Regions from separate parts of the Mus musculus genome. Here region 2 is linked to region 1. Evidence: chromatin loops called from intact Hi-C (ENCODE). Cell type or tissue: left cerebral cortex. All regions are shown on one strand. Links, peaks and the distances in the headings refer to the core of each region. The heading gives the core; the rest is flanking DNA.

Region 1 (2,906 bases), core at 94-2,593:
AGACATGGGCGTGTTCTGCATGGACTACCGCCTGCAGTAGGGCCCCTTGGCCACATATGCCAGGGCTCTCTGTGGGTCTTTGATGCTGGGGCTGCTGTGGGATTTGGGGTGTTGCCAGATGATTGAGCAAGGTGCAAGTCATGGCTTTGGCCCCTCTGGAGATCCCTGAAGCCACCATCCCCAACATATCGGCTTCTGTGTCATCCAGGTTGTCACGAAGGATGAGTGGACAGGCCCAGGCACTAGGTGCAGGGCTGGCTTCCAGGTTGCTGAGCAGAACACCAGTACTTGGGGATAGATGTCCAGAACCAAAGGAACTGTTGATTGAGGAGATGAGGAGGAGCATGGAGCCGTTGCTGTCCACGGTGGCCAGGGCACTGCTCACTGGGGTTTCAGCAGTTTGCAGGAATGGTGGGCAGGGAGCAGAGCTGGGTGTCCTGGAGTGAAGAGTAGACTCCAGCAGTTCCACAAGTTCTGGACCTGCTGAGGGGCCAGGAGTCGTGAACAGGACCCCCCGAGGCAGAAGAAGCTGCAGCGCAGGCTCTAAGGAAGGCACGGGCTGAGCAGAAGGTAACTCTAACCCCAGGTCTCTGACCAGCGGGTTCAGCAAGGCCTTCCCAGCGAGATCTGGGCTGGAGGCCAGGGCTGCGCTGCGTAATACAGCTGCCAGGTTGGGGTTGGTGGCCCGAGCCCCAAGGCCCAGTGGGGTTCCATTGGTATGGCAGAACAATGGACAGAGCCCCTTTGTGCCCTGGATGGCTAGTGCGTTTGCCAGGGGTGCATCTACCTCAAAGCCCTTTTCAGCCAGCATGGCAGGCTTGGTCAGCAGGTGTGGCCAGGGCAGGCGGCCGAAGTGGGCATGAAGCAAATGCAGAGCAGGCAGACCCGTGGGCAGCCCCAGGCCGGGGGCCAGGAGTTGGGTTGGGCCTGCTGTCAGGGCAGTTGAGTTTCCTGAAGAGCTATTGTAGAAGAGACCCCAGAATGTGGCACCTGTTGGGAGACAGAGGTCACATGGGGATCAGAGGCACTGGCCAGAATTGGGGTCAAGATCCTCCAGTGGTCCCAGGTAGAGAATCACTGTCTTGCTTGCAATAGAGGTCACTGACTAAGCCTGAAATCAGGAGTTGCTGACCAGGGTCAAAGGTTACTCAAGACTAGGCCTGGTGCTCAGATCCCATGTCCTGCTCACTAGCTAGTCTTGAGGTAATGGCCACTGACTGCCCTAATGAGTTCCAGGTCACTAACTAGGCCCCAGGTTAGAAGCTCTGAGGTTCAGGGCCCACAGATTACACTGACCTAAGCCTGTTGCATGAGGATGTACCACCGCCAGACACAAAGCTGCTCCAACTCCAGCATCCACGACATTGCCCCCAGCGACAAGCAACTCTTGGCCCAGTTGGGAACATGTGGCTGCAGTAAGGAAAGGTCTGTGTGTGATGGGGAGGTGCCCTGAACCACTGACCCCTAGCCCCTTCCCAAACACTGACCTGCCGGGCTGATAATGGCGCTGTGGTGGTACACACCAGGGCGATGGGAGTGTCTGCTGGCTGGAGGGGCCACAGAGCCCAAGTTTCCTCTTGGGCTGTCCCTACTGTGCAGCTGCCTCAGAGCCAGAGAGCTGCTAACAGCCAGCAGCAACAAGCCTGCCAGCAGGCGGGCCCAGGCTCCTGGCAACCCACCAACCTCGTTCCTGCAGAAAGGGGAGTCCTGAGCCAGGGATGGGGTAAAGGAGCACCCAGGAACCCCAAGAAGACCCAAGGAATGTTTCCCCCAAAGGTTTGATTTTGCAAGAGTATAAATTGGAGAGAGAGAGAGAGAGAAGAGAGAGAGAGAGAGAGAGAGAGAGAGAGAGAGAGAGAGCCCAGGGCACTGCATTGGCAAAGACACAGAGGTAGGAAAAAGTTGGAGAAACTGAGGCTGGCTTGGAGAGAGTGTCTAACAGAAGAGCTGGAGGAGGCAGGGGTGGCCAGTCAGTCAGAGGGAGACCTGGAAGGGGCTTGGCACATGGGGAGAGGTGGTTGAGGAGCAGGGTTCATCCAGGTGTAGCCCAGTCCCAACCCGTCCAGCAGGTGCTATGGCATGGAGCTGGGGTGAGGCTGGGAGAGCTGGGGCAGTACTGGGTCCAGCTTGATACAGATGTCTAAGATGTCTTCTCTTAAGATACACAGACCTTCCTCTGACTGACTGGCTCAGTCCCAAGTTGGATCTGCAGCCTAGAGCTCCCCTCCCCCCAAACTCATCTAGAAAGTCCCTGATGCTCAGCCAAGTGTGAGATTGCCTGACCCAGCTTAGGGATTCCAGAGAGAGGACCTTGCCAGCCGTCCAGCCTGAGTTATGGAGGTCCCCAGGCCCTTGCTGACTCACCGGGGGGTATTTTGGAGTCTCCTTAGGGAGAGGACCAGTGGCTCTGCTATCTCTTCCTCTTCCTCCTCCTCCTCCTCCTCTGACTCCACGCCAGGCTCCCAGAGTTGTAGCTTGTGATAGTGCACAGGTCCTGTGGTGGCATCCATGGCCCGTGCTACCCCAGATCTTTGCCGAGAGCCCTGACAGTTGACACTGCCAGAGAGGCAAGCAAGCAGGTTGTGGCTGGTGCTGGGTGGCCTTGGGGAATGGAGGTGGTGAAACAGAGAACAGGTCTGGGCAGGGCGGGGCTGGGAAGGCTGCTATGAGCCTGCCTCGTTAGGACTCGGGGCTCTTATAAAGGTTCCCCGAGCAGCTGCCATACAGAGTCACAATTTATACAGGTCTAGGAGGAGCCCAACACTATAGCTATAGACTAAGAGGTGGGGTGAGTGGAGTCTCTCTTTACCTTTGAGATCCCAAAGCTACTCAGGTCTCTAGGAATCGTGGACATGAATTAGAGCTATGGTTACAAAGGGTAGCCTAGGTGTGGCTTAGCACCACCA
Region 2 (2,906 bases), core at 189-2,688, 200 kb after region 1:
GTTGTCTTTCAGTGATACCCTCTTCCTTGCTTAATTTGCTCTGAAAAGAAGCACAGTTGGGTAGACGAGGCCCGTGGATGTCATTTTTTTTTTTCTGGGCAGAAGACAGTATGGGGACCCAAGAAGTTCCCATCAAAGACCAAGTATGTGCCTGGCTCCTTAGGAGGGATGACTCCTGACCACACTGTTGAAGGCTTGCTCTTGTCAAATACTCTGTCTGCTATGGAAAGTTCCAGTGTGCTGACTGGTCTGTGATTTTGTACCTTGTGAAGGAGACAGAGGGAGGCAGATGAATAAACAGTTGCTCTCTGTCCACCTCCTGGGTGCCTGGCCTTCCTGGACCCAGGGAATTCACCAGTTATCGTATTCCACATTTGCGGCTGCCCTGTGAGACGGCCGGCATTAGGACCCTCATTCATCCTTGGAGAAAAACAAGGCTCACAGCATCCAGGGGATGAGTTCTAGGTCCAGCTAGTTGGCAGTTCTGGATCCCATAAAGACAGGCCTCTCCTTTTCTCCTCCTTTTACCCATGGAGGGCTTTGGTCTTATTGGGCTTATAGGGAGAGGTAGGTGGCTGAGAGCCAGCCTACCCTAAGATCCTGCTTAGCCAGAGAAGATCTCTAAACATGAGACCTTCCTTGCTGTTCTCTCTGAGATGGACTCAGGACAGAACTGGTCCCTTCCCTCAGACTCTTCCCGAGGAAAGTGTGATCGAAATAGTGAACTCTTGTCTCCCATATCACATTGACAGCCTCTCCTTACCTAACTTTCTGGTCTCCACAGCCCTATTATGACTGACAACTACTGACTGCTCTTGGGTTTTAGAGCCACCATTGTGGCTGTGCCAGAGCAGGTCACCATGAGTATGACCAATAACTCAAGGACTGGCCTATATAGAATATGCTTGATGCAGTGAGCTATGCTGGGGCAGTAGAGCATCTCAAGTTGGATGGTCAGTGGGGAGGAAAGGGTTTGGTAGGGTGGGTGGAGGACTCTACTACTAGACACTACCCAGCTGAGGGCTGAAAAGAAGATTCTGGAGAGCAGGACCCATAGTGGAAGAGGCTGACTTGAGGCTGTCTGAGTGACATCTCTTGCAAATGGATAGAGGTGCACCAACACACATGGCCTGTGTTCATGTGGAATGCTTTGGGTTATAAATGACTGAAAATCAAGTGGACAGCACATTGCCATAGGGTCCTCCGATGTTTACTTAATGGGAGTGTGGAGGTAAGACCATCCAGTTGCCCACCTAAGCCACCAAAGGCTTGGGCTCCACAGTCTGTTCTGTCATCCTCGGGGAATTGTGCTTTTTACTCCCCCACTGCAGCCGTGGGTCACATCCACATCTACGGTCCTTTCAGGAATGAAGAGAGGGTGCAGGAGTTGGGGGTTCCGGAGGTGCCAAAGTACATCTTTCTCTTTTGTTAGGGAAGACACAACCTCTCTCAGAAGCCATGTGGGGACTCCCTTTTATGCCTCACCGGGTAGAACCAGGGTACACTGACAGAAGAGGTGGGTTTCATAGATCAGGAATTGGCCTGTGTTTCCTGATCCAGGGATTTCCATTTACTAAACATGAAAAATCGAAATCCCAGCAGAAAGGGCAAGGCAGGGGGAGCTGCTGGGTAAGCAACAGTGTCTGGTGTCCTCTCTCCAGGCCACTTGGTGGCTCCGTCTCCACAGAATGCCCCAGGAAAACATTAGAAGATTCCAAGAGTGCTGGTGGCTTGATTATCAAGGAGCTTCAGGATCGCTTCCATTTCCTAAAGGCCAGGTTTCCTCTGAGGGCCCCACTGGACCTCCATGGTTATACTGTGCCCCATAGAAGCAGCTGGGTCCCCACACATGACATGGAGCAAGTCAGTCTGCACTCTGGGCCTCAGCTTCCACTGTGGAAGGGCCAGATTGGGCAGTGAGTAAGGGCCTTTCCTAGAGTTGGAGATGCCCATCTTAGGTGACCACCCCCTCCTTCTGTCAGCTATAACTCCTCCTCAAAATGCCTGTCTCTGTCCCTGTGCATCAGCTGAGAGTGAGTCTGTGACTTTCAGTTCCCATCTGAGGTTTAGCTAGCTGCAAAAGGGCCACCTTTGGGCAACACCTATATTTGCCTTCAACATTTTGTATCCAGGCCCATCCTCTTACTGTGTGAACCAGACATTTGGAGTCACAATTAGCTGAACACAAAATTCTGAGAATTATTGTCTTCTGAATGTACTTGCCAGGGACTTAGGAGTCCATAAAGACCTCTCATTCCAAAGGCCGTGGCCTAAGGAGCTTCTTACCCTCTGATAGCTAAATTATGACTCTCCAAGGGCAGGCTATGGATGTCCTTTTCTGTTCCCTCTGAACTCACAATTTCTTTGGGGAATCTACCTGGAACAGGTGAAGTCACATTTTCCCAAACCCCCTGCTTGTAATAGACAAGCTTTGGCTCCAGACTCTAGGCAGGACATCAACTCGCTAACAGAGTCACCCCTGCAATGGATAGATATTCTTGGTAAGACCATGGGTATATTCATATTTATAGAAATAAAGGCTGACTACTGAATTGTCTGGTGAGAAACTACATCTAGCTTTCCCACCCTAAAGCAGAGTCCCCTCTTCCCAGCAACCTCTCCTCAGCCTCACAGCATCTTAAAAATCTTGTCTCTCGGCCTACCAGGGGCAGGTTCTAGCTTCTTCACACTCCAAGCCTTTTACACAGATGAATCTCCTCACATCACAGGAGGGAGCTTTTCCATTCTGCCACTGGAGGTGTCCATCAGCCTGAAGTCTTTGCAACAAGATTTTCAGTTAAGTTCCACTGGAAACTATGGAGGCGGGGAGGACACAGGAGCTTGGGAGATTCATGATCTGCCTGTCCAAATGCCATTTCTAACACGGAACCTCAGGCTGCCCTCAC

The links. Peaks named below come from ENCODE experiments on the same cell type or tissue, not always from the same donor. Only the 100,000 strongest peaks of a DNase experiment are listed, where the experiment ranks them.
Region 2: it touches region 1 in a loop (2.9-fold over the local background); 5 of 42 quality-filtered maps call a loop at or near these places.

The regions. Positions count from the first base shown.
Region 1 is chr11:72,435,223-72,438,128 of GRCm38, reverse strand. It overlaps Ggt6 (gamma-glutamyltransferase 6), which reads right to left and starts at 2,603. Exons shown (of 4, transcript NM_027819.2): 1 at 2,365-2,603; 2 at 1,488-1,690; 3 at 1,297-1,410; 4 at 1-990. The coding sequence starts at 2,510. In left cerebral cortex, for the core only: no CTCF peak of the experiment used is centred there; DNase peaks (open chromatin) are centred at 741 and 1,626.
Region 2 is chr11:72,239,403-72,242,308 of GRCm38, reverse strand. It overlaps Slc13a5 (solute carrier family 13 (sodium-dependent citrate transporter), member 5), which reads left to right. Exons shown (of 12, transcript NM_001004148.4): 12 at 1-315. Among named protein-coding and RNA genes, the nearest start is that of Gm34252, 3.0 kb to the left of the region's middle. In left cerebral cortex, for the core only: a CTCF peak has its summit at 1,630 (motif pointing right); a DNase peak (open chromatin) is centred at 1,731.